Regions from separate parts of the Mus musculus genome. Here all the other regions are linked to region 2. A link is a loop called in an ENCODE intact Hi-C map of the cell type or tissue named here. Cell type or tissue: heart. All regions are shown on one strand. Region 1 has its middle 7.2 kb from the start of Gm40440. Region 2 has its middle 63 kb from the start of Daam1. Region 3 overlaps Daam1 (dishevelled associated activator of morphogenesis 1). Region 4 overlaps Daam1 (dishevelled associated activator of morphogenesis 1). Region 5 overlaps Gm33487 (a long non-coding RNA gene).

The links. Peaks named below come from ENCODE experiments on the same cell type or tissue, not always from the same donor. Only the 100,000 strongest peaks of a DNase experiment are listed, where the experiment ranks them.
Region 1: a loop joins it to region 2, with 8 times the contacts of the local background. A loop is called at or near these places in 38 of 42 quality-filtered maps.
Region 3: a loop joins it to region 2, with 2.5 times the contacts of the local background. A loop is called at or near these places in 4 of 42 quality-filtered maps.
Region 4: it touches region 2 in a loop (2.5-fold over the local background); 4 of 42 quality-filtered maps call a loop at or near these places.
Region 5: it touches region 2 in a loop (3.0-fold over the local background); 14 of 42 quality-filtered maps call a loop at or near these places.

The regions. Positions count from the first base shown.
Region 1 is chr12:72,044,871-72,049,870 of GRCm38, forward strand. It overlaps the pseudogene Gm7986. Among named protein-coding and RNA genes, the nearest start is that of Gm40440, 7.2 kb to the left of the region's middle. In heart, a CTCF peak has its summit at 2,933 (motif pointing left); no DNase peak of the experiment used is centred here; H3K27ac peaks cover 359 bases.
Region 2 is chr12:71,765,601-71,770,600 of GRCm38, forward strand. No RefSeq gene overlaps it. Among named protein-coding and RNA genes, the nearest start is that of Daam1, 63 kb to the right of the region's middle. In heart, a CTCF peak has its summit at 3,007 (motif pointing right); a DNase peak (open chromatin) is centred at 3,031; H3K4me3 peaks cover 640 bases; H3K27ac peaks cover 1,018 bases.
Region 3 is chr12:71,976,338-71,981,337 of GRCm38, forward strand. Daam1 (dishevelled associated activator of morphogenesis 1) reads left to right here. Exons shown (of 26, transcript NM_026102.3): 20 at 459-547; 21 at 1,306-1,474; 22 at 4,417-4,524. Among named protein-coding and RNA genes, the nearest start is that of Gm40440, 61 kb to the right of the region's middle. In heart, a CTCF peak has its summit at 4,977; DNase peaks (open chromatin) are centred at 2,804 and 3,954; H3K27ac peaks cover 3,781 bases.
Region 4 is chr12:71,990,391-71,995,390 of GRCm38, forward strand. Daam1 (dishevelled associated activator of morphogenesis 1) reads left to right here. Exons shown (of 26, transcript NM_026102.3): 26 at 1-1,986. Among named protein-coding and RNA genes, the nearest start is that of Gm40440, 47 kb to the right of the region's middle. In heart, no CTCF peak of the experiment used is centred here; no DNase peak of the experiment used is centred here; H3K27ac peaks cover 369 bases.
Region 5 is chr12:72,425,880-72,430,879 of GRCm38, forward strand. It overlaps Gm33487 (a long non-coding RNA gene), which reads right to left. Exons shown (of 3, transcript XR_381676.2): 1 at 3,799-5,000; 2 at 1,371-1,614. Among named protein-coding and RNA genes, the nearest start is that of Gm33487, 3.9 kb to the right of the region's middle. In heart, a CTCF peak has its summit at 2,086; a DNase peak (open chromatin) is centred at 2,112.

The DNA of each region.
Region 1 (5,000 bases), 280 kb after region 2:
GGAGAAGCTGAAACAATGGAAGGAGCTGAGAATGAATCTGCAACTGCTGTCCTGTAGTTAGTACACATTGCTTCACTCAACTTACCTGCTCCCCAAGACTTGTTGCTTTCCACGGGTGGCTAAGAGCCTAGCACAACGGCTTAATGATCACATTAAGCTAGGTAGGCCTGGCGGGGCAGGAATGCACCTCCAACATTAATATGGATAGGAGGATCCGGAGTGAGACTGAGGCCAGCCTGCACCACACAGTGAGACTGCCTCAGATGTGAGGAAAAACTAGCTGTGCGTTAAACACATAAATGTTCAGTTTTCATTGATCATCTGATGCTCCACATTCTCTCTCTCTCTCTCTCTCTCTCTCTCTCTCTCTCAATCAATCCTTTGTTTTCCTCTCTCTTCAGTCTCTTCTTCTCTTTCATTAATTTCTTCTGTTCTCCTCTCTCCCTTCTTTCCTTTGCCCTTCAGTGTTGGTCACAGGAGACCTTCCAAGGCCCCCTCTTCAGGGAACCTTTAGCAGTGAATAAGAAGCAGCAGATTTCCACGAGGCCGTGTTTATATTCCTTCTCTTAATACCTTCCCACCAAACTCACAAAATGGTGCATTTACTTGACTCTATCCTGGTCACTATTACAAGGCTGTCCTGTGTCATTAAAATAAGAACCCGTAACTGACAACACTTCTCCTTCTGCCCGGGCCTTCGGTGATCTCCAAGAATCTGACCTTTCCTAGTTTCCATGGTGTATTGTCTGTTTGTTCAGTGCTAATATAAGTCTGAAAGATTAACTTCCCATTTCCAGAGACCTTGAAGGATGCTTCTCTAAAGAGGTGAGTCTGTATGTAAGCTTTCATAAAGTTCCCACAGAAGTTCCCACAGGCAGAGGTACGGAATAGGATATAGGTTCACTACTGTCAACAGAGTGGTTGTTCTAGCAGCAGCGTGGACTCAGGTGGAGTGAACACTCCTAAAAGACCTAAGTTTTAGGCACAGAGGACAAGATCAGTGAGCTCGAGTCTGCCTTCCTCACTGTCTTCATTAGGGTTTCTACGGCTATGACAAAACACTGACCAAAAGCAAACTTTGAGGAAAGGTTATTCAGTTTCTGCTTCTGCATCATAGTTCATAATCAAGGGAAGTCAGGACAGGAGCTCAAGCAGGGCAGGAATCTGGAGGCAGGAGCTGATGCAGAGGCCATGGATGGGTGCTGCTTACTGGCTTGCTCCCCATGGTTTGCTCAGTCTGCTTTCTTATACCACCCAGGACCACCAGCCCAGGGATGGCACCACTCACAAAGAGCCGGGCCCCTCTCCCATCAACCACTAACTAAGAAAATGGCCTACAGGCTTGCCTACAGTCCCATCTTAGAGAGACATTTTCTCAACTGATGTTTCCCCCTCCCAGGTGACTCTAGCTTTTGTCAAGTTGACATAAAACCAGCCAGCCCACCCAACTTCTCCGGCTGTTGGGCTAAGTGATCTTGAACAAACTATTTCTTTTCATCTCCACCGCTTTATCCTTGGGTAAGCATAGTAGTATGGAAGCCACAGAGAGTAAAGTAAATGATATAGTTTAAGCAGAGATATGGATGGAAGCATTCATTAAATGTTGGCCACACCAAATGTTCCATCCCATTCTCTGAAAAGAAAAGATTATGCTTCATAGATTGTTCTTAACTGGCTACCCCAATACCGTTTTCTAAATCTGAGAAGTTTGACCTGTTTCTCAGTTGCCATGACAGGCTCCATCCACAGCACAGGACATGAGGCCATCAATTAAAGCACATGAACTGAACACCCGTAGTACTGAGACGATGCTTATCCTTCAAAGGATTGAGTGTGAGAAACCTGCTACTAGCAATATACAGTAGTAGACATTTTAATTGAAACGCATTTTAATGTATATACTCAATGCTATTTCCTGTTAAAATATTTTCAACACACGTAGGCTATTTTAAAATGATATCATCTATACTTTAATATATTACATAATTCAGAGCTGGTGAGATAGATCTGCAGATAAAGGTGCCTGGAATGGCCTGAGTTTGATCATCTGGCTGAGAAAACAACTCCCACGAGTTACCCTCTCTCCTCCATGTTTGTACCTCCAGCTCTAGGTGATCCAATGGGCTCTTCTGAACCCCGAGGGCATCTGCATGGTGTGTCTTTTCCAACCCCCATTTACACAAAGTTAAAACTAAAACATCTTAAAATAAACATACCTGAAGGTACTCTAGCCAATCCGGCACGGCAAATTTGGGTCTGGCAGGCCTTGTCCTTTCCCTACTCCCCCCTATTCCCTCTGCCTTGCTAAAGCCCATTAGATTCCATTCCTAAACTACCCACCAAGGTCTATTCCCTTGTTTAGCCACTTTCTCCTCCTTAGGCTGACTACCAAGGTCTAGCTATCAAAGTATTGAAGTCCAGCAATCAAAAAATCCCCTTTGGCTCACCTAATTATCATGCCCAATTAAAATTAAACACTTCATCCTAACATAGTCTTTTCCCCCTTTACCTTTATAAACCGCCATTTGCTTATGAGCCATGTCTGTCTCCTCTCTATCCAGAGGCAGTCCTTTGTCCTCTGGGACTAACACCACCCTACCCCTCTTCCTTGCCCCCTTTCTTCCCTCTCCCTTGTTTCCCTCCCCTTCACCCTGTCTCTGGCTCTTTGTCCCTTAGCCCTGCCCTCTGCCTCTCTGGCTAAATAAATCTCTTTTGCACTGAGAACTTGGTCTTGGGGGTCTTGAGCCATCTCCAAGGTTCCCTACAAAACCTAAACAGGTAAATGGTAAGAGAAAAGCTGCTATCAATAAGGACATTAAAATGTTTAAAGATTAATGCACCCCAAGGTACCAACGTTTACAAGTGGTTCATAAGTTTCCAGCTTTGAAAATTGTTGTATTTGATAATAGAGCCATCTTGTGGAAAAGCAGCAGTATTTCAGGCACTTAAATTATAACCATCCTGGTAGACGTTCTAGGTATGTGTGCCCTTTAGTTATAAGACAATTAAAACAATGAACTCCAAAGCAATTGAAAATTTACCAGGAGTCTCGAAATGGAAGAAGGCAAAAGCTGGGGCCCTGGCACCAGCTGGAAGGGAAGCCTCTCTCCTGGAAAGAAGTTTCACAGAGCTCTGAAAACTCGCCAGACCACCTTATAGGGAAGACTAATGGGCGTGGGCAGGGCCAGGACTGCATAGTTATGTATAAGTCTCACCTTCTAGTTACACCTATACCCAAAGATAGACTTAGTGGTCAACGGTCTACGTTTTTCTCTTCCCAGTGTGCCCACATTGAATAAACCTCCCTTTTCTGCTTTTCACTATGAATTATCTGTTTAATCTCCCTCCTGAGACAGTTGCTGAACCTAGTGTGTCAGGGCTGCCTGAGAGTAGGCTCCGACCATGGCAGCTCTGGAAATAGTCTTCTTCCTCCAGGACCGTGCCAAAGGTGGGTAGATTTGAAAGGATGGAGACTGGTTTGTCTGTAGAGATCTCAGTGTTGTGTGTGTGAGTCCCAGTGCATTAGACAGACGCCCTCTGGTGAAAACGCTGGCCACCACAGGACATTTAAATCAGGGAGTCTCAGGAGGGTGGGTGAACCTGTCTGGTCCACAGATGGTAAAGACTGGTGTGGTAGCAGGCGGTGTGGTATGCAAGGAAAGGAAGCTATGAAAATGAAGAGAGGTCTGTGGAAGACTAATATTTCTCCAGTGCAGGTTCAGCAAAAGTATAAACTGTCAGAAAGAGAAGAGTCCCCAAGTTTAAGTGACAATTTCTATGTCCACCTGGAAGACTCCATTTTTTTAAAAACTTTATCTGTATTTATTTTATGCTGAATTTATTCCCAGGCCATGAGGTTTTGTTTCTTCAGTTTCTTCTGGGATATCTTTTTCTTCTGTGCAACCTCCTCTTCTGGCTTTGGAACGATCTGTTCCTTCTCAGGATCATCTCAGTGTGGCAGGGGGAGCTCATATATGGGTTAATCCGACCATGAGCTCTGTAGGTTCGTCGGTGCATCTTAGGTGCCTTGTTCACCTGGATGTGTTCAATGACTAGAGAGTCTACGTCTAAACCCTTAAGTTCAGCATTACTCTCTGCATTTTTAACCATGTGCAGCAAAAATTCAGCACTCTTTTTTGGCCACCGACCCTGTGTCCAGCCCCATTGTTTGGTCTGGGTGCACCTACCAACGCCACCATTATCCCCCCGGAATGGCACACATTACTTCTTTAAAGTGACATCCTTCAGATACTTGGTGGCTTTGCAGGTATGCGTACCCTTGATGGCCTGGGCAGTTTCCCGGGTGTTCTTAAAGTGAACACGAAGGTTTGAACCTCTTGATTTGCATGATTTTGTGGGGTTTTCTGGGTCAAGAGAGTAGCGAACCATCTTGGCAGGTGACCTCTGGCCGCTTACAGGAAGAGGGAAGACTCCATTTTTAAAGAACCAAGAAAACAAACCCCCACATTTCAGCCTTTTCTCTTTGTAATTCTCCCACCTTGAAAATTATGCATTTCAGCCAGGCAGTGGGGGCACACACCTTTAATCCCAGCATTTGGGAGGCAGAGGCAGGTGGATTTTTGAGTTCGAGGCCAGCCTGGTCTAAAGAGTGAGTTCCAGGACAGCCAGGGTTACACAGAGAAACCCTGTCTCGGAAAACAAAAAACAAAAACAAAAAATTCTGCTTTCGTGGTGCTTTCTTGTTATTTTAAATTTTTATGTTTTTACTTTACTTCTTGGATTATACTTAACTATTTTGATTACTTTTTTTCACTATTGGGGAACTGTGTTTTTTTGTTTTTTTTAAAAAACTCTATTGCTTTTTGTCCTCTCCCATCTATAATATTCTTTGCCTTTTCCTTTCACTTAGTATTGCTTTCATTTTCTCTTTCCTTGTCTCCTTTTATTTCATTCATTTGCTTCTTTATATTTACTGTGTATAGCACTCGCTACATTATTTAATCATTTCTGGTCTAAGGTCATCAGTGGTATAAGAGTTT
Region 2 (5,000 bases):
GCTTGACTTTGAAAATACGATCATCTTGCTTACCTATCCCAATATCTCCCACGTCTCAGTACATGGATCAAGGAGAAGAAAACAAGTAGGGTTGCTCTGTGAGCATGTCCCTTTCCTGTCATGGAGTTTGGGATCAAGTGTGGTGGGGCAACGAATGGACATTCACTCCAAGTCTAGCCCTAGCAGGGTGTTTCAGAAATGAGATACAAAAGCATATATTTTTTTGCATTCATTTTCATTGCTATTACTTTTAAACTATATTTAGCATGTGTGTCTGTGTGCATGTGTGTTGTTAGTGTGTGTGTACATGTGTGTGTACAAATATGTGGGCTGAAGAGATGGCTCAGCGGTTAAGAGTACTTACTACTCTTCCAAAGGTCCTGAGTTCAAATCCCAGCAACCACATGGTGGCTCACAACCACCTGTAATGAGATCTGACTCCATCTTCTGGTGCATCTGAAGACAACTACAGTGTACTTACAAATATGCATACACCATGAACAGATAACAGCTTGCAGAAGTCTGTTCTTAAGTTCTACCATGTATGTCTTGAGGACTGAGTTCATGACATCTGACTTGACGGCAAGTGCCTTCACCTGCTGAGCCACCCTGCCAGCCCTCCAGTTAACTATTTCTTCTTAAGACTGACTGTTTGCCTATATCTCTATGGCAGAACTTGCTGAGTGAAATCAGTGGCTCCAGCTGCATTTCCAGTCAACCAGTCACTTGGAAACACTTAACCCCAATGAAAGGAATTACACAACAGCAAAACTCCCACTCACCTACCGATTGCTTAGGCAGCTTTCGGACCAACTCTCTTGGCCATGTTCTCCATAGCTGTACAGCTTATCCGTGATTTTTTCCCCCAACCATACTCTCTCTTGTTTCTCCATCACACCCAAACCTTAGGAGAGAATATTCTTTGTCTTTTTTTTTTAGGATTTATTTATTTATTATACATAAGTACACTGTAGCTGTCTTCAGACACACCAGAAGAGGGAGTCAGATCTCATTACAGATGGTTGTGAGCCACCATGTGGTTACTGGGATTTGAACTCATGACCTTCGGAAGAGCAGTCAGTGCTCTTACCCTCTGAGCCATCTCACCAGCCCTCTTTGTCTTTTTTTTTTTTCCAACTGAAGAACAGATTTTATTTATTCAGAGGAAACTGATCTGGTCCATAATTAACTCAGTTTAGTGGCCTCTGCCTTTTCCAGCTTGGCAATGGCAGCCAGACTTTGAACCCAAAACCTTGTCTCACAGATGTCTGCAGTTCCCATAGTATCTGTAGTAGTTGCTCCTTGAAGCTTCCAGCAGCCTAGCCAGAACAGCATTGTCTTCTGTGTTAACCTGTGTGAAGGCAATGCAGATCCATTTCCTCCAGTGGACCAGATGCCCCCAACCTGTTCTTCCTCCAGCTGATGCAGCAGACCCCCATCATGTGACCACTAGCTAAGCCTTCTTGTTTCCCACTAAGGTAGAGGCAGTATTGACCCTGGCTTGAAGGCATGGCAGTCTTTCAGTGGGGAGAGCACCCTTCAAAGGCAGCTCTCTTCTTCACCCAAGCCAACAGCCTCTTCTTCTCCTGCCCTGCCTCTGGCCTGTGCTTGTGGACTGGCTCTGATAGCCTAAGCTGGCTGAACTGGTTTATTGCAGGAGGCTCGTTAGCCCACAGGAGAGGACAGCCCTTTGCAGCTAAAGCCAGGTGCAGCAGAGCTGTTTGAAGTAGCCAGTGACGTCCCATTTTGGCTGGATATCCCATAGGGTGCCAAGATTCTTGGGCCTTTTCTCAAACAGAGAATTCACTGTTGGCATATTTGTCTTATTATTTTATTGGGTTCTTATATCTCTACCTCCCTTCCAACCCTTATTCCTTTCAACCCCAACACTGGATAGGAGAGAAAGAAGATTAGAGGGAAAGGGGGTGTGGTGTAGACCTCTCTGGCCTATTTCCTGCCAATTTGGGTCTTTGGATTCCTTGGGGTAAGTCCAATCTTAGTCATCAGAATATCTGGCCATCCAGAAAACCAGAAGACAAGCTATAGCAAACCCACCAGCAGCAGTGGGGGAAGCAACTGGAAGAGCATCAGCCAGCCCCACAGGCCCTCTTTGGGATCTCCTGTTTATGCCTTCTTCAGAGTCTTCTATCACACACACACACACACACACACACACACACACACACCACCTAGAAACAATCACAGTTAATTGCTGTGGACAACCTGAAGCAGCCCCATATCCCACGCTTGAGAATTAAATAAAAAATATATATTCACATAAAGAACTGTATTTTTTTTTTTAAGAAACCAAAACTCTCACTACAATTCACCATCTTTTGGGGCTCCTGGTCTTTTGTAAGAGCAGAGCTGGGACCACCTTCCTCTACACTGCCGTCTTTTCCTCTACTGGACAGAAAAGGAAAACCCCATTAGCCAATCTCCCCTGTGACTCACTTGGCCAGGAGATGTAGCAGGCTGACTGTGGTCAGTGTGGAGCAGTGAGGGGCAAACCCTCTCAGTCTCACCACCTCCTAGGACACAAGTGATGTTTAAAATGTTTGCAATGCTCTAGGAAAGTGGACCGGAGATGCCTCTCAGCTGTACAGTGCTTGCCTGGTATACACATAGCTGCAGCTTAATCCCTAGCTTAAAAAAAAGAGGAAGCAGAAGAATCCGAAGTTCAAGGTCATCCTCAGCCACACAGTGCGTTCCAGGCCTGCCTGGGATACAAGAAATAGAGTCTTACCTGTAATAGATTTGAAAAACAACGGCACAGAATGCCTCGGGTAAGATCGCTGATACCAAAATCACGTCCCTCTCCGACAACAGAACCAGTTAAAAGCCCTCTGTTTTCAGACTCTTTGATCTTAATTCAAATTAACTAAGACATTGTCTAGACTTTACCTAAAGTTTTCAAGGCTACAAATCAAATTAGATCTGTCCTAACAGAAAACACAAATTATGGATGGAAGAGAGCCCCCATCAACTGGCAGAGAGAACGATGGCAAGACGCTACCAGAAGGTGGCGGTGTTGTGCTTCGAAACGTCTCAAAGGTTGCCTGGAACTTGAAGCTTGAAGCGGAGACTCAAAACTCCGTGAGTTTATTGTTTTTGACATTCTCTACTCTTCCCTCTTCTAATGAAGAGTGTAGCACGGCTCTGTTGAGCATTTTGCCCGTAAAAATCCTTAAAATGCAAACGCCGACAAGAATACTGGTTTTCGTTTAAAAGCAGACCAACCAGGCAAAATTTCCTGCTGGAAGCTCTGCACAGGAAAGCAAAGGTCCTAGGACCTTAAGAAAACTTGGGTACACACGACAAAAACTGTATTCATAAAACCAACATTCTAACTTACGAATAATAACTAATAACGTACATAGAACTTACTAAGGCATTGTGAGAAAGAACAGAAATTATTCTCTACCATTCTCAGCTTTCTTGGACAGCAGCAGCAGTAATGACAGTCAGTGGCTGCTCTAAGTCTTTTTCTCTACTAAGCAGAGGCTCTTGTTCAGTAGCTTAAGCCCAAAGCACTGCGTGAGCACCACATATGTATTCTCTGGCTTCGGAGAGTCATGGAGGCGGCCACTGCTGTGTCACCCATTGTGGAAACAGAGTCATGGGCGTTGGTGGGGGGTGAAGGGTGAGGGGTGGGGGCGGAGGGTGGGGGCGGGGTTGTTTAGCTTCCTACCATTTTACTGTGTTTACAGGTCAGAGGGCAGTGGTCAGTTAACACCTACTACTCGCTCCTCTCCACCTTCTTGGTTTGAGATCCTTTTACTTATTCCTGAGGGCACAGAGGTTGATGCTGGTGAGGGAGAAACACGTCCACACTGTAGCACACCAGTCATGCATTTTTTAACATGAGCGTTTATGGAAATTGACTCCTAGTGTTTAGACACAGTCTTTTACTTCATTGGTTATTTATGATGCTTTGGGCATGGAAACGTGAGCTAGACTTGAAGGCTGGCGAAGGGAAGGGACTGAACTACCAACAGCCTTGCCCTCTCGCAGAGGAAAAGAAAATTCTTGCTTTCTCCAAACTGTATTCCAAAATAAATAAATAAATAAATAAATAAATAAAACTTCAAAGGATTACATTACCAGGATTCCAGCCATCTTTTTTCCATAAATTTTAAAAGTGAATTGTTTAATGCCTTTAGTGGAGTAAAATAGTTCAGAGAAGGGCAATATTATTATAAATAAGGAGCAACATAAACTTAACATAATGGATGCACTTACAGATGGATTTTGCTAATTTATTAATGGTATTGCTACTACAGGTTTATTTGTTTAACTAATAAAATGGGTATTGTGGAAATTAGCGCAGCATTTGATTTGAGATGTTGGAAAATAATAAGGATTTGAGGACGGCAGAAATAATAATAGTGTTCGGTCCCTCAGTGCTGACACAGTCTTCTCCAGCTTGAACGGAGAGAAGGAAGAATCGTTATTTAAAGCCTACATGTGAGATTTATTGAGGGACATTAGAAATTTGCGGTAGATACAGTCATGGGAGTACATTTCTAATAAAAGATTCCCCCATACAACCGTGAGTGGCTGTGCACAGGCAGGCATTGAGTCTTAGCAGCGAACCATCATTCGCTTGGCTGTATATCTCCCAAACTGAGACCTCCTAATGAGCCTCCAAGATGGCTGGCACATCTGCTGTCTTCAGAGAAGCAGAGACATGCTTGGCTCTGGGTCCAAACCATTACTCCTCACTTCACATTGAGATCCTATCTAGGAAGACTGTAAGCATATTGAAGGTGCCTGGAGTACATCGGAAAGCTGGGACCTTCTGGCAGGAACTAGTGGGACAACCCACTTGTGTTTCCGGAGGAAGTCCCATGAGTCACACATCACCATTCTCGAGTGTCAAGAAATCACTCCAATCTCTGTTTTAACAAAGCCAAATGATGGTGTGACCAGGGTAAGTAAAATGTAGCAAAGGAGACATCAGGACCACCCTGATTGGACAGGCTTCCCTCCAGCCAGGG
Region 3 (5,000 bases), 210 kb after region 2:
TTAAGCTTCATGGGAAGGCACACTGCAGCAGCTCCCACCCTAACTAACGAGCAGCAAGGACCTTGGAGCTTCGCTGCAGAGCCGAGGCCAGCAGGTCCCTGGCTCCTCTAGGAGCTCTCTGGAAGGCTAAGTTCGCTTGCCTTCAGGAGCCTAGCTGAATGAGCTGCTTGCAAAGCAAAAAGGGTTGGGAATGAGTATGAGGGCTGTGTGACAGAGACAAGTCTTTGTAGCCTTGCCAAAGGCCAGACTGAAAAGGGAAGAGACTCGAGAGAAGTGAGGGAAGTGGAGAGTCTATCTACATTTTGATTCCTTTCATCTCTTCTGTTTTCACAAGAGCTGTTGGTACGTGAGGGGAGTTTGAAATGAAGGGCCCCAGGCAATCACCCAAATACCCCATGCTGATTTGAGAGAAATGAGCTCTCCTTCTGAGTGCTGATCAACCCACCTTGCTCTTACAGAATTAATCATTACCAGCAAAGACTGCAATCACTGTACTTCAAAAAGAAGTTTGCAGAGCGTGTGGCAGAAGTGAAGCCCAAAGTAGAAGGTAAGGTCAAACCACTTAGCAGGAGATATTGGCTGTCTCAAGTGCCCAAAGTAAACAACTGCTTCTTTTGAAATTCCAATGGATGGTCATATAAGGTCTGTGTCTTACATACCCTGGCCTGGCCTGGGCTCTGGAGCTCCTGCAAATGGCCTGAGCTTCTCCCAGGGACTGGGGTTTTGACCACATGAGCATGGCTAAGGAATGAATTTGCCACTCCTAGCATTGAACCTATAATTAGCATTCTCATTGCCGTGCCTTCCTAGGATTTCCTCAGGGCGGAGTGTAGGTTTCCTAAGTGTGCTGTGTTTATGTTCGGGATGTGGATGATACTAAAGATCAGTTACAGAGTGTACAGTGGAGTCAGGGTCGGAGTTCCAGTCCCTGATGTAATACCTACAAGCCATCCATGACACACGGCCAGTTAGTTCACTGCCAGCAGAACTCATTCACTGATCTGAGCCACAAGAGGCAATGGAAACAGACTTGCTCTGCTGTCCTGTCCTGTTCCTAAGTGCTTCAGGTTGGCGAGTCAGTCCTGAGAAGGGCTGAGAATGGAGAGGAACTTTTCCATTCTCTGTGGAACCTCCTTCCATGGTAGCTGTTAACTGTGCTTCTAATTTGCATGTCTTGAAAGTGCTTGGTCACAGTCTAGTGACCCACTCTTACACCCCGAATGCCTGTTAAGATGTGTTGCTCTAGGACAGGGTAACTGAAAGCCTTGGCCGTAACTGGTGTGTTTTGGGCATCTTGCTTTGAAGCGATTCGCTCTGGCTCTGAGGAGGTGTTCAGGAGCCGCGCCCTCAAGCAGCTCCTGGAGGTGGTCTTGGCTTTTGGAAATTATATGAATAAAGGACAAAGAGGCAATGCATATGGATTCAAGATCTCCAGCCTCAACAAGATAGCGGATACCAAATCCAGTATTGACAAGTAAGTGTGTGCCCCTCCAGCATTTGGCGCACCAAGGTGCTTTTATAGACCGTGAACTGCCCACCTAGACCCTGCAGCCTCGGGCTTCCTGACCATGCTCCTGAACCTCCATTCCTTCCCATTCCTCTCACAAACAGACGCAACCCTCCAGCTCCCTGGGACCCTTCATCTACTTTCTCTGCATAGGGACGCTGTCTATTCCAGTGGTTCGCAGCCTTCCTAATGCTGCAACCCCTTCATATGGTTCCTCCTCTTATGGTGACCCCCAGTCATAAAATTATTTTGTTGCTACTTCATAACTGTAATTTTCTAGTTATGAATTGTAATATAAATATCTGATATCTGACGGGGGGAGTCAGGAACCACAGATAAGAACCACCGATCTATTCCAAGGTAAATAAATAAATAAATACTCACTCACTCACTCACTCACTCACTCACTCACTCACTCATGGGGCTGGTGTGGTACCTCAATGGGTAAAGGTGATTTCCCCAAGACTGAGGGCCTGACTCACACAAGTTGTCCTCTGACCCAAACATACATGCCATTTCATGTGTGTGCATGCACATACACACAAAATTTAAGTAAATAAATAAATGTAAAAAAATTTAAACTTTTAGTATAACATGCTAAAAAGCCACTCACTGATGGACCTCTATCCAGCCAAAACCAAGTCATAGCCCTCCCAGCTCTGAGTGTCTCATGACCTCTCTAGTCTCTGCCCCTCCACAGAGAACTGTGTTTCAGAAAAAGGAGAAACCGGGCATCCTGGGAATGTCTCAGTCTTGTGAATGCAGTTGCCTTCAGCTGCACACCCCAAGGCTCTTTAAGTTGTGTCCTAGGATGTGCACAGCCTCACAGTTGAGGTAAACTGTCTGGTTAGAAGCGCTAAGATGCCAGCCCCTGTGTCCTGAGCAGGTAGGGTCATCACGCACATTAACACGTGTTTGTCCAAGAGCTTTGTTTCTCTGAGGCGCTCACTGGCTTCAAAGGACCTCGCACAATCCTTCCTGAGGTAAAGCTGCTCAGAGCCAAATCCCTTTAGCATGACGGACTGTCCGCCCCAATTACTCCTCACTAATGAGACTTCTTACCCTATGTTCCCTATAGGGTTACTGAAGCATAGTGCATAGCAGCCATAGTGTGTAGCAGCTCTCGGTCTGAGAAAAGAAGTAAGCCATGTGTTAAGCTGTTATTTTCACATCACAGAGACAGTGCTGTTGTCCTTTCCTTAGCGGGAGCCCCAGTGCTTTTTGGAGCACTTTCACATTTGATTGTCACAATAGCTTGTCAGTGGCCAGGCCAAGTTCCTTACCACATGTTGTCAGATAAGAAAGCCAAGGCAATGCCAAGTAGCGGTTTTGCTGCTCCACCCCCAAGCCTGGGGGAGGATTTAACCCCTGATCTGCAGGTCAGTCCACAGTGCTGCTCTTTGCCCACAGGTGGGTCTTGTTTGCAGGCTGTTAGAGGGACCTGCAGCCTCTTATTTGCATATAAAGAACAGCCGTCTTTGAAAGGACACCATCTCTTGCAACTTCTCCCTGTGCATGCACAGGCAAAGTCAGTATCCACCCATCCCCCACTTTCTGATAATTTGGTTCTTACAGGGTGTCTGCTTAGTAAAGTGACTACAGAATTTATATGAACAAGTTTTCTCAAAAGAATAAATAAAAATTATTATCAGCCAGGCAGTGGTGGTGCACGCCTTTAATCCCAGCACTTGGGAGGCAGAGGCAGGCGGATTTCTGAGTTCGAGGCCAGCCTGGTCTACAAAGTGAGTTCCAGGACAGCCAGGGAGGGCTACACAGTTTCTCTGTGGGAATTTCTCTAGATTAAAAAAGCATCTCTCTAAAATAATGAAGAGAATAGCATTATTGTGATAGTTACCAGTGTTTTGTTTCCACCTTTAGAGGAGAGGCTCAGGGCAGAGAGATAGGTTCTATAAGCAGTGGTAATACTTCAATAATAAGATGTAGCAAGCTCACAGAAGCCTGAGAGGCCAGGAGTACTGGCCACTGTTTTGTTTTAATGGAAGATGTTTCCTAATTACTGGTAGGAACAAAAATAAAGAAAAACCTATTTGAACCCTTGCCATGAGAGCAGGAGTGTTGTCTGGGTAAAGCCACAGAACACTGCAAATGCTTTACATTGTTATGGGAAAACATTGTTAGGCAACCCTGATGCCCTTTGGTATAGGTGGGCTGGGGCATAGTGGCTTAGCCCTGTAAATTAGCAAACTGCCTAAATTATGGAAATGTTACTACAAATGTATTTGTATACTTCTAACTAGGACAGCTTTGATAGATGAGTGGTTCTTTGTCTAAGCTAGACTAACCAGAGAATTTTAACAACTATCCATGCCTGGCCCCACCTCATCCCAGTTAAATGGATCTCTGGTATTGGCCCAGGCATCTGGAGTCCAGGTGACTATGATGTGCAGTAGAATTGGTGACCACGGGACCAGACTAGCACAGCTTTGCCTGATAGCGTTATCAGACACCCCCTTCCCTATCCAGGTCAGTCAAGGTTCGATCCTGTCATCACCAGACAGGAAAATGGCGCCAACAGCTGTTATAACTACCGAGGGTCATGCAGTTAAGAGCTGAAGAACTGCTAAAATTAGAAGTGATTTCACAGCTGCAGGGACATTGTGTATGTAACGGCACAGTCATGGTACACTTCCAGCATCAGCTCTGAAATGGGGGCTTTTCATCCAACCACCCTTTGCATGAAACCTTAAGTGGGCATCACCAATAACCACAACATCGAGTTGTTCTAGACTTGCAAAATACTTTTAGGCTTCTAAACAGCTGCTGTCCTTAATGGGTGCAACAACTGTTCTCATGCCACGCTACCAGTTCTTGGTGTATGTTGGGTCTTGCCCCGTGAATAGATAAACCATATTAATCACTTTTCATGTTCTCCTTTTCTTTAATCGTAGGAACATTACTCTTTTGCACTATCTAATAACTATTGTGGAGAATAAGTACCCCAAAGTCCTCAACCTAAGCGAAGAGTTGCGGGATATTCCTCAAGCAGCGAAAGTAAAGTAAGTACGGCCAGCCCTGCTCTGCCAGCTAGACTGCAGAGCAGCAGGCACTTCGCTGGCACCGCATTGAAGTGCAAATGCGCGAAGTGGTTTGAATCACAGCCAAACGTGTTAGAGAATATATATTTGTTCTAGGTCCTTTGGAATACTCACTGCCCCATGTGTAAAATCTGATTTGTTTTTAAGGGTATAAGCATCAGCGAGGCTTTTTGGCTTCTCTGACTCAGAAAACAAAGGCAGGACTGCAAGTTCAATTCCTGCTTGGGCTACAAAGCATGGTCAAGGCTGGCCTGGACAACCTAGTGAGACTGTCTCAACAAAAAGTAAATGGAAGGCCAGGGGTGCTGCCGAGTGGCAGAGCACCTGGCTGCATGTGAGGCCATATAGTTAGCCTCAGCAGAGCTTCTGAAGAGCAGCTCTTCTGTACACAGGTAGCTCTGAGTCAAAGGGGGACGCAAGGTGAAGCAAATGGAAGG
Region 4 (5,000 bases), 220 kb after region 2:
GGGCCAGGCACCGCCACCCGCATCAGTGACTGACATAGCGGAACAGCTCCAAGGTTCCGATGCTGCTGTTGGGGTACACGCTTGTCTAGGGTACAAACGTCTGTTGAGAACATCTTGCACACATTCATATCATGTAGAATGTCAATCACACTTCGTTTATATATTTAAAACTTGAACACCGTTTCCCCCCTAATTTCATCAATTTTTCTGCCAAGTGCTCTTGATGACTTCTTTCATTGGTTTTTTGGTTTTTTTGTTTTTTGAAATCACACTTTCCCAGTGATGCCTCCTGGATCCTGGTTAAGAACCAGAATTGCCAGAGCTTCCTCATTGACCTAACAATACAGATCTATAGACCTGACAAATAAGATTTCCCATCCAAGACTTAGTGGAAGAACTCCCTGAAGATTCTTCTTAAAGGCATAGGGGTGCTTCTGGGGCGTCTTCAGTTTTCCTCACAGGCCGTGCTGCATGTCCCAGGATAAAGGACACTCAGATGGACACGAAACGTCAACAGTATCTACAGGGATGCTCAAATCTATTTATCTCAAAGAATATTTGAAGTGATCGCTGTTACGTGTTGTCATTTTAAATTGTGTGTCAGTGACGCTACCTGTACAATTTCAGTCCAAAAAATAAAGCTCTCAGGGAGATAAAACACAATGAGCAGTAGAGAATAAAAATGGACGCTTACCACTGACCTGCCAGCTCCTAGTATCCTTAAATTATATGGTATGTAAAGAGGACTGTTACTATTGTTTTCTTTTGCTTTATTTATTTGTACTAGGGTGTGGGGAGGGACTAGCATTTTCTCTTGTTTTCCATCTTTCCTTTTGTGGTTGGGTTTCCTGTGGAGAGAGTAGTTTTTCCTATTGCACTACAATATTATTTACTCGCTAAATTGAGTTTTCTTTTCAGTCAAGTATCACATATTTATTAAGCACTTACTATGTACCAGGCATAGTAGAGCTGTAGTGGTAAGCAAGACAGAGTCCCTGCCCACCAAGGAGTTCACATTCTCCACGGTGTTTTCAGGGACGGTAGAATACCAATGTGCATAGTAGACAGGAACCGTACTATTTAAAAACTAATCTGTATGAACTATAATGTTTAGTGCAGATGGCGAGGAATCTGTGCTGTGTAAAAGCTGTGAAGCAGCGCTCTAAGAATTGTCAAGAGCTGTGCTTTTTACTTTTTTTTTGTCTTTCTTCATCACAAACTTAGCGACCTTCTACCCATTATGTGGAAGCAAATGGCTCTTCACTAAGGCAGTCACAGGGACAAAGCAGAGCTGACTCTCCCAGCCCCGCGCTAACCACAGGCTGCAAGCATCCTGGCTGCGGTGCTGATGGAGACGTGGCGAGGAGGAGTGGGGTGGGGTGATGGATTTCATTGTTCTGATCTAAAGTGCCTCTTTGTATATTCTTTTCTATTGATAGCAGGAAAAGTTTGGTCCAGCTCAGTTTTGGAACTGTGGAGAGAGACTCACAACAGAGAGCAAGTCTGTGTCGCATGTCCCCTTGCCCCTCTTAGAATCATCCTCACATCCATGTAGGCCTCCCAGTAGGCCACCTTTGCCATCCCCAGCTTCTGGGTTTATTTTCCTAAAGACTGTGTGCAGGAAACTTCATGTGCCATTGTTACAAACAAACAAAAATCGACTTTTTAGACTGGTGCTGGTGTAAGTAGCCACTTTTCTCTCTTGAGTATGTATTTTAAAGATTTTTTTTTAAATAATGCCAAAAATTGAAAAGCATTATAATTTTTAAACTTAATTAAATGTCTCGTATCTTATTAGCTTAGTAGCTGGAACCACTTAGTCTTTAGGTTGCAAGACTGTTGTTACAGAACCAAGAAAAAAAAAAAGATGTGTGTGTGTGCTATGAGACTGTACATTTTTTTAAATGGCAATATGCAATAAAGATGACTTCACTGGGTGTACAGATCTGTTTTCTATGCATTATTAAAATAGCAAGGTTAAACTTCCTAGTGTACTCTACCATTGAATTTAAATGCAGCAAATCAGTGAATCAGAATACTATATGTATTTTCAAATGTGCTTACCCTGGACCTAAAGGAGTGTAGGTCCCTAGTGCAGCAGCGTTTCGTATGTCTAGACTACACTGCTAACTCTTTCCGTACTTGGTTGATGTGGCACATGTATGCCTCTGAGTTAGGTGTGATGGAGCTTCCGTCTCCAGCATCAACACCTGTGCGTCATGAAACATCCCTGATGTGCTTCAGTACGAGAAACGCCACCTGCAAGGAGGAAGACATCCCAGCAAGCTCCTTTCTCCTCAGTCCAGTTTGAAGTCAAGCTGAAAACATCCGTCAGGCCCGCCATACTCTGACCTTCCTGATCTTTGGACTCCGTGTTCTGATTACTGCTGCCAGCTTTGTTTGCCATTGAGTTACAGGGTAACTGCATGGTACCTAAAACTGCTCTCCACTGCTGGAGTTCAGACAGGAGAGACATCCGCAGGTCAGACCACCCATCCTGCAACACGAGCACACCATTGCCTCCTATCTGTACGTGAGTAGCGCTACACACAGAACCACATAGAGCCTTGCTTGCCCTCGGTATGTGGATGACGAGATGTAAAGACTTCAGACCATTCTAGGCAGTTTAGTCTTCACTCACCCGACCGACCCGACCGTGGTGATAACAGAGTCACAGCATGTGACCGACCCATCTAGAACTTTGCCCTTTTCCTGTAGCCTGATGTGGATTTATATGTAGTAAATTGGATATCGTGTGTGTGTGTGTGTGTGTGTGTGTGTGTGTGTGTGTGTGTATTCATTCAATGTTGTGTGAACAAGTTTGTTTACACTTATTAGTTGACATGATATATTAATCAATTTCTACCATATTGAGGCTGTCTCCAAACCCAGAGCTCGCTAATTCCAGCTTGCAGATTCTGGCTAGCCTAATTTACTAGTTTATTTAGGGAATCTTAGTTTTACCTCCCCAAGTGCTGAAATTGTAGGCCACCACAATACCTGCCCTGTTTGTGCATGGAGTCTGGACATCCTCACCCCAGTCTCTCCAAGCCAGTTTGGGCACATTGGTTTGGTCATAATCATTCCAAAGCCAAATGGGCAACTCATTGATGGGTAGTTGAGTAGATGCCAACTTTGTGGGATTTGGGGTAACAGACTTCCTGTCTCTGGGTCATGTATAGGTTCTAATTATTAAGGTCTGCTTATTACATTGTATTTATAATGTATTACATCTCTATATCTATACGCTTCCTCCCAATAATATGAGCTTTGCTTAAGTTTAAAACAATTTGAGGGGACTGGATAAATAGTTTGGTGGTTAAGAGCACTTATTGCAGAGGACCCAGTAATTCTACCTCTGGTTACCTAAACTATAAATATATATATGCACACACAAAAAGAAACAATAATGAATGCATAGTGTGGCTTGAGAGATGGCTCAGTGGTTGAGAGCACTTGTTGCTCTTGCAGAGAGGATCTGGGTTCAATTCCCAGCACCTCTCTTGTTGTGGCTTACAACCATCTGTAACTCCAGTTCCAGGGGATATAACACCTCTTCCTGGCCTCTTCAGGCACCATGCACACATGTAATACACAGACAGAGACCTGCAAGGAGAATACTCATACCCATAACATAAATGTTTGGACATTGTCTGGACAGTGAAGAAAAATGCCCCACCTGCCCTTTGATCTCTTCCCTGGCCTTGTAATCAACTGTGTTTCCATGGGATCAAACAAACTCTATTGAGCACAGACGAAGGTTGCTTCTCTTGCTCTCTTCTTTTCTTTTCTTCTTTTCCTTTGTCTGAGAAAGCCTTTTCTGTGTCACAAAGTTCTCCTCTGAGCCCATGCTGGCCTCAGGGTCAGTTGCCCCGTCTCAACCCGCTGAGCATCTGTATGCTTATCAAACTTTGGTAGGCTTGGGGTTTTCAGAGAAAATAAACAGCTCCTAAGTCGAGATGGGGTTTGTTCATGTTACTTGGTGGTGTTAAAATTCCTTCTCAGAGGGGATGCCATAAGCACCATCTACCTCCTCTCCTCAGGGAGAGCCACCACTGACAGCTACCACTTCAGAATTCCAAAGGATAAGCAGAGGCACCATTCTGTTGGAGTTCGCTCTGGAGAACCAATTGAGGGCACAGGGTGCACAGACAGTGAGGAGTGGCTTACCCCACTGATGAGATGAAACCCTTTCCCTGGTCTCTTTCAGCCAATAATGCTGTCCCCCACCAACCCTGCCATGTGCAATTAAGGCTGAGTTGCATACAATTAGGGGTAGGGAGCAACTAGATGCCCAGGTGGAGTGTGGCCTTCCCACCCTCCATGAGGGTATAAACCAGTCTGTTTTACCTTCCCAATGCTGTAACCCTGTAACACACTTTCTCCTGTGGTGACACACACACCCCACCCCCCCAAAAAAAAAAACATCAAATTATTTTGTTGCTACATTATAACTGTAGTTTTGCTATTGTTATGAACTGTAAGGAAAATATCTGATATGCAGGATCTCTGATATGTGACCCCTGCTGGAGATCCACAAGTTGAGAACAGCCTAAGAGTCACCAAGCCAGCTGGGACGGTCCTTTTGCAAGTGAGCTCAGTGGGCGTCCCAAGATGGTGGCCCAGCTTGGCTCTGAGGACAGTCACACTCAATGGTTATGCTAATTAGTTCTCTCTGCCTCCCTGTGTGGCTGCTCTAGGAGAAGGGGAAGTGGGTTAGTAATTTCCAGTGCCACTTTCCCAGCTCATTCCTATACCCATTAGGGTCATGTTGGACCTATGTGTGACAAGTCTGCAGTCCCTTGTGACGGGAGCATGTGTAGTTAATGTCTTTATCCCTGCCTCCAGGGTAAGGAAACAGTCCAGGTCTCATTGTCTTGGGCTTATCTGTTCACTCCAGAATCGGAGGAGGTTTCCCGGAGAGGATGCTAGACAAAGTCTCCAAAAACTATGAAGGAAAGACGGTACTTTTAAAAGGAGAGCCAGACTATAGGACACCC
Region 5 (5,000 bases), 660 kb after region 2:
TGCTTAGCTGTAACAAGGAATATGGTGTTGCCAATCTAGTCTGACAACATCATCAACCTGTACTGACTCTGCGTATGGTTCTACGCTTGGCTTGCACTGGCACAAACCAAGCCAGAACACCAGTCTTTCAGAAAGACCATTCTGATTTCTATGATGTTCACACATGTGAATTTAGATGTACTTTGTAACTGGCTAATTACCACGAAGTAAGTCTAACTTCCACTTAATAAAAGTTTTTTGGTGGGTCTAAAATATATATATACCTTGACAAAAGCAACTTAAGAGAAAGGGTCCTTCTAGCTGATAGTCTGACAGTCCATCACGGCAGAGGCATCAAGGCAGCAGGAGTGTGGAGCAGCTGTATGATGTAATGCATCAAGGAGCAGAGAGGGGAGTGCTTGCTGCTGCTCAGCCTCCTTTCTCTATTTACGTAGTTCAGAATCCCAGCGAGGGATGAGGATGCCAGAGGTGGCCAGGTCTTCTCATCTCAATCAATACAAGCAAGATGGCCTCCTCCTACAGACATGCCCAGAGGTTACCTCCTAGGTGAATCTAGAGTTGTCATGGTGATAGTTAACGCGAACCATCTTCAGGCATGCTACTGTCACAGATTAGAAGCTAGAAGTTGCAGATAGCTGGATCTGTTCAAGGAGGGGTGGGCACATTCTATCATGGCACACACAGAACTCGAGTCCTGGAAGTCTTGGTTGTTCTAGCCATCTCATATAAGCTTAGCATAAATGCTAGATTCTGAACAGAGTCTGGGAAAGCTGCAAGCCTTTCTAGAGGAGTAAAGATCAAATTTGAGGCAGATAACAAATCCTGAGAAATATAGTGGGAGCCATGGGATATATGTTACCCTCAGTGTGACAGAACTTGTGAAAATGAATCTATTGCCATGACTTGTTTTAAGGTTGACAATCAGTGCTTCTCATGTTAGTGAGGCAGGCACATTTGCTGCAAACTATACCCCTGGAGATGTAGCTCACACAGAATGCAGTGGTCATGGAATATTTTTCCCCCTTGGGAAAACACCGAGTGAAGCAAGCAGAGAGAAAGAGTCATGGTTACATGTCACCTGCTCAAGCTCATAGTTCTCTTGATTGCTTGAGTTGTTGCAACTTTGTAGGGTGACAGATTCAGGTAACTTCAAAACTAGTTTTATATTAGACTAGCTGCCCATGCTCAGTCATCTCCAGGGACCTCAAAATTAACCAGATTATTTTTTTTTCTTCTACTCCTTTCCAGTTGGGACCTCCACATGACAGAAATAAAACCTCAACTTTTATGAAAAAATGGGATTTCTAACTCATACCACAGCAAGTTTCCTATAGCACTGGCCTGGAGCACAGCTGGATGGGACTGTTCACCTGGGGTCGGATTCATTCTGTCTTCTGACAGGTGTGCTCCCTTCAGTGAGACGAGGGCCATTGGCTGTTCAAAACATCCATCCAACTGGCTTGCTCCAGCTGAGAACCATCTTCACGTGGGGTAGAGTGACTAGCTCATCTTATGTCACCTGGAATTTGTCCACCTTTAAAACAGAGTGCCAAGTGCCAGAGAAACTCCCAGTTCCAGACCAGACAAGAAGTTGGTCACCTCAGGTGAGATGACCTACAGAAAAGGAAAAAAAAACCCACTTTGTTATAAGAGAAAGGATAAAAGGGGGCTGAAGAAGGGGGAAACACTCCCCTTTACCTTAGCTGGGCCTATTAATTGTGAATGAAGTCCCCATTCCATTGTGCAGATTATGTTTTAAGGATAGGCCTATGCCTTCAGCCCAAGCCATCACTTTGGAGTGTTTCTTCATCATTGAACTCAAGCAGAGAGCAGGGTTTCTCTGCAGGACCTGAATACACTATCCAGGCCTTGGCCTGGCTCTGCTTGGTGGTCTTACACCTTGTGACCGTTTGGCTTTAATTCTCATACTCACCTCCGGTTCTGCTTATGTGTGTCTTAATCCTGCATTTGCTCTGGTCTTCCGGGCTTCTGCATACCACTGCTTCATCATGCTTAGATCCAGCCTGAAGTTCGCCCCCTTGGGTCTTAAGTGCAGTCACCTGCTTTCCTGCTCATGCAGCTCACTGCTGCCCCCACCTGTTCCCAGGTGGAATTCACTAGCTATTGATATTGGAGCTGAATGTGGGAGGGCTTGATACCTAGTTATAGTCAGTATCAAGCACGCGTGCGCGCACACGGCGGGGGAGTGGGGCGGCACACACACACACACACACACACACACACACACGGGGTGTGGCTCAGAGGAGTGAAGTAATTTTCCCAGATTTACAAAACTAGTCAGCTCTAAAATTACGTAGAACTCAAAATTTTGAACTCTTCCTACTGAACATGCTAATTCTATCTACTGTGGTGGGGGCACAGTAAACGTGCAACTGACAAGTTCTAAGATCCTCCCCTGTCTCTCTCTCTCTACATATCTTTGTTACCAGCACTCAGGAAGATCAAGTACATATAAAAGTACTTTTCAGGACTTTAAAAATGAATCTCAATTTCTAAGCCAAAATAGGATTTAAAGACATTTTTATATTTATTGAATTTTTTGCTTGCACATATGCATGTGCACCGTTTGCATGCCGGGTGCCCCTTGAGATCAGAATCCCCTGAGATTGCAGTTAGGATGGTTCTGAGCTATAAGGTTGGGTCTGGGAATTGAACCCAGATCCTCCAAAAGAGCCACATGCTCTTAAACACGGAGTCATCTCTCAAACCCAGAGAAGAAACAGTGTAAAATACATTGTAAAATTATGTCCTAATAACTAATCGACTAGTATCTAAGCTTTCTAAATGTATTCACTGTTAATCATGATTATTATGTCATTTTTCCTACATGAGCCTAATGCTGCTCTAAACCAGTGGTTTTCAACGGTGGCTGACATTATCAGGGCCCCTGAGTCAAAGCTGATTTGTTTCTGTTAAGACATTAGATACAAATGCAGTTTGATAAACCATGGTCTCTTTTAAGTCAACTATCTCTAATAATTTCAAAACTTGTGGCTGAAGAGATGGCTCAGTGGTTAAGAGCACTGACTGCTCTTCTAGAGGTTCTGAGTTCAAATCCCAGCAACCACATGGTGGCTCCCAAACATCTGTAATGGTATCCAACGCCCTCTTCTGGTGTGTCTGAAGACAGTTACGGTGTACTCACATACATAAAATAAGTAAATAGATCTTTATTTTTAAAAAAAAGAATTTCAAAACTGTAAAATAATGTGTATTTCATTAAAGTTTCCGTGTAGCAAATAGGGCTACTTCATGCAAATACATTATTTCATATTGACTTGTAAGATATTAGTTAGAGCAATCTTGCTTCAGCCTCTAGAGTAGATTAACTTCAGCTATATCATTATGCACTTTTTAAATTTCCAAATTTTAAATAAAATCTCTCAGTAATTTTTAAAAGTAAGAAGGAGATCCAATCCAAAGGTTTGAGGACAGTTGTTATAATCAGAAAGTCTTACCTGGCATGATGGCGCACACCTTTAATCTTAGCATTTAGGAGACAAAGGCAGGCAGATCTCTGTGAGTTCAAGCTCGACCTGGTCTATATAGTTAATGAGTTCCAGGGCAACCAGAGATACATAGTGAGATCCTGTCTCAAAAAAAAAAATGTTCTCGTTATGTGTACTAGGGGATAGCACGCAGGCCCTTCTACATGCTAGGCAAGAACTAAGGAACATCTTGGTTAAATTCTAAATTAAAAACTAATAAATGTTGTTTGGTATTCCACAAAAAAGAGAACTACATTATTGTCATCTTCAAGAATCAATAAACTCTTACTTTGAAGCATCCTTTTATAGTTCAGGCTTGAGTTCATGTGACTTGGGCTCAAATAGCACTACCGCTGTGTAGCAACTTAGTTAAGCTAAAAGGGAAAGGGAATGGAAAGAAAACCCATGATAAAATCAAGCACCACTGTTTTGAAAGACTGCAAGGATGGGCTTTTATTTCATTAAATGTCCCGCCTAGCTGGAAGGTTCTTAATGACAATCTGGAACACAGAGTCATTCGAAACAAGGGCTGCAGACAAATTATATAACCACTAGAGCTGAAGGAAAGAACGTACCAGGGAAGGGACGCCCCAAAGCTAAGCACATGCAATCTCAGGCACAGCGATCTCATGTCTCTCACCTTCCCTTCTTCCTTCTGCTCTGGACTCAAGCGAGAGCCTGCAGCACTGGGACAGAGTGGGAGCCACACTTAATGGTTAATCCCTTTGAAAGAGCTGGATATGGGAAAGATATTAGTAATTTCTCTTAAATAACTCCTATACAGGTATTGTTTTTAATTGAACTAACTTTCATTTGTAAACAGGTCTCTGTCATAAAGAAAACTGTCATTGTCTCATGCACACACTTGCTACCATTGTACCCTGTACACACTTGCTGTCATTGTACCCTGTACACAGTTGCTGCCATTGTACCATGTACACTTACTGCTTTCCAAACGTGAGACTTCTAGAGACCTGAGAGCAGATTGAAATAGATTTACATTATGGTTCATAACAGTAGCAAAATTACAGTTATGAAGTAGCAGCGAAAATAATTTTATGGTTGGGGGCCACCATAACACAAGGAACTGTATGGAAGGGCTTAAGAAGGTTGAGAACCACGAGTTTAAAGGCTGCTGATAAGCATGATGAGCCCCTAGTTGAGTCACTGGTGGCGAGAGCACAGACAGGTGGCTTAATCAGCTGAGAAAGAAAGTAGGAGTGGCAGTGAACACAGTGGCCAGAGAACACTCAGGGATCAGAGTGAGGCTGTCATGCATGCCTCCCACCAGGAATGAAAGTCTGTCCAGTTAAGAAATAAAATAAAGGGCCTGGAGGTGCCACTCAGTCCCTAGGGCTGTTTTGACAATTACTGTGCTGTACTTCTGAGATGGAGCTATTGCTGACTAAGAAGAAAAGGGTAGCACCTGAGCCCAACACGTCCCTGTTAGGCATGGTTTCTGGTTATGGTTAGTCTTCTACTTGTCCACAA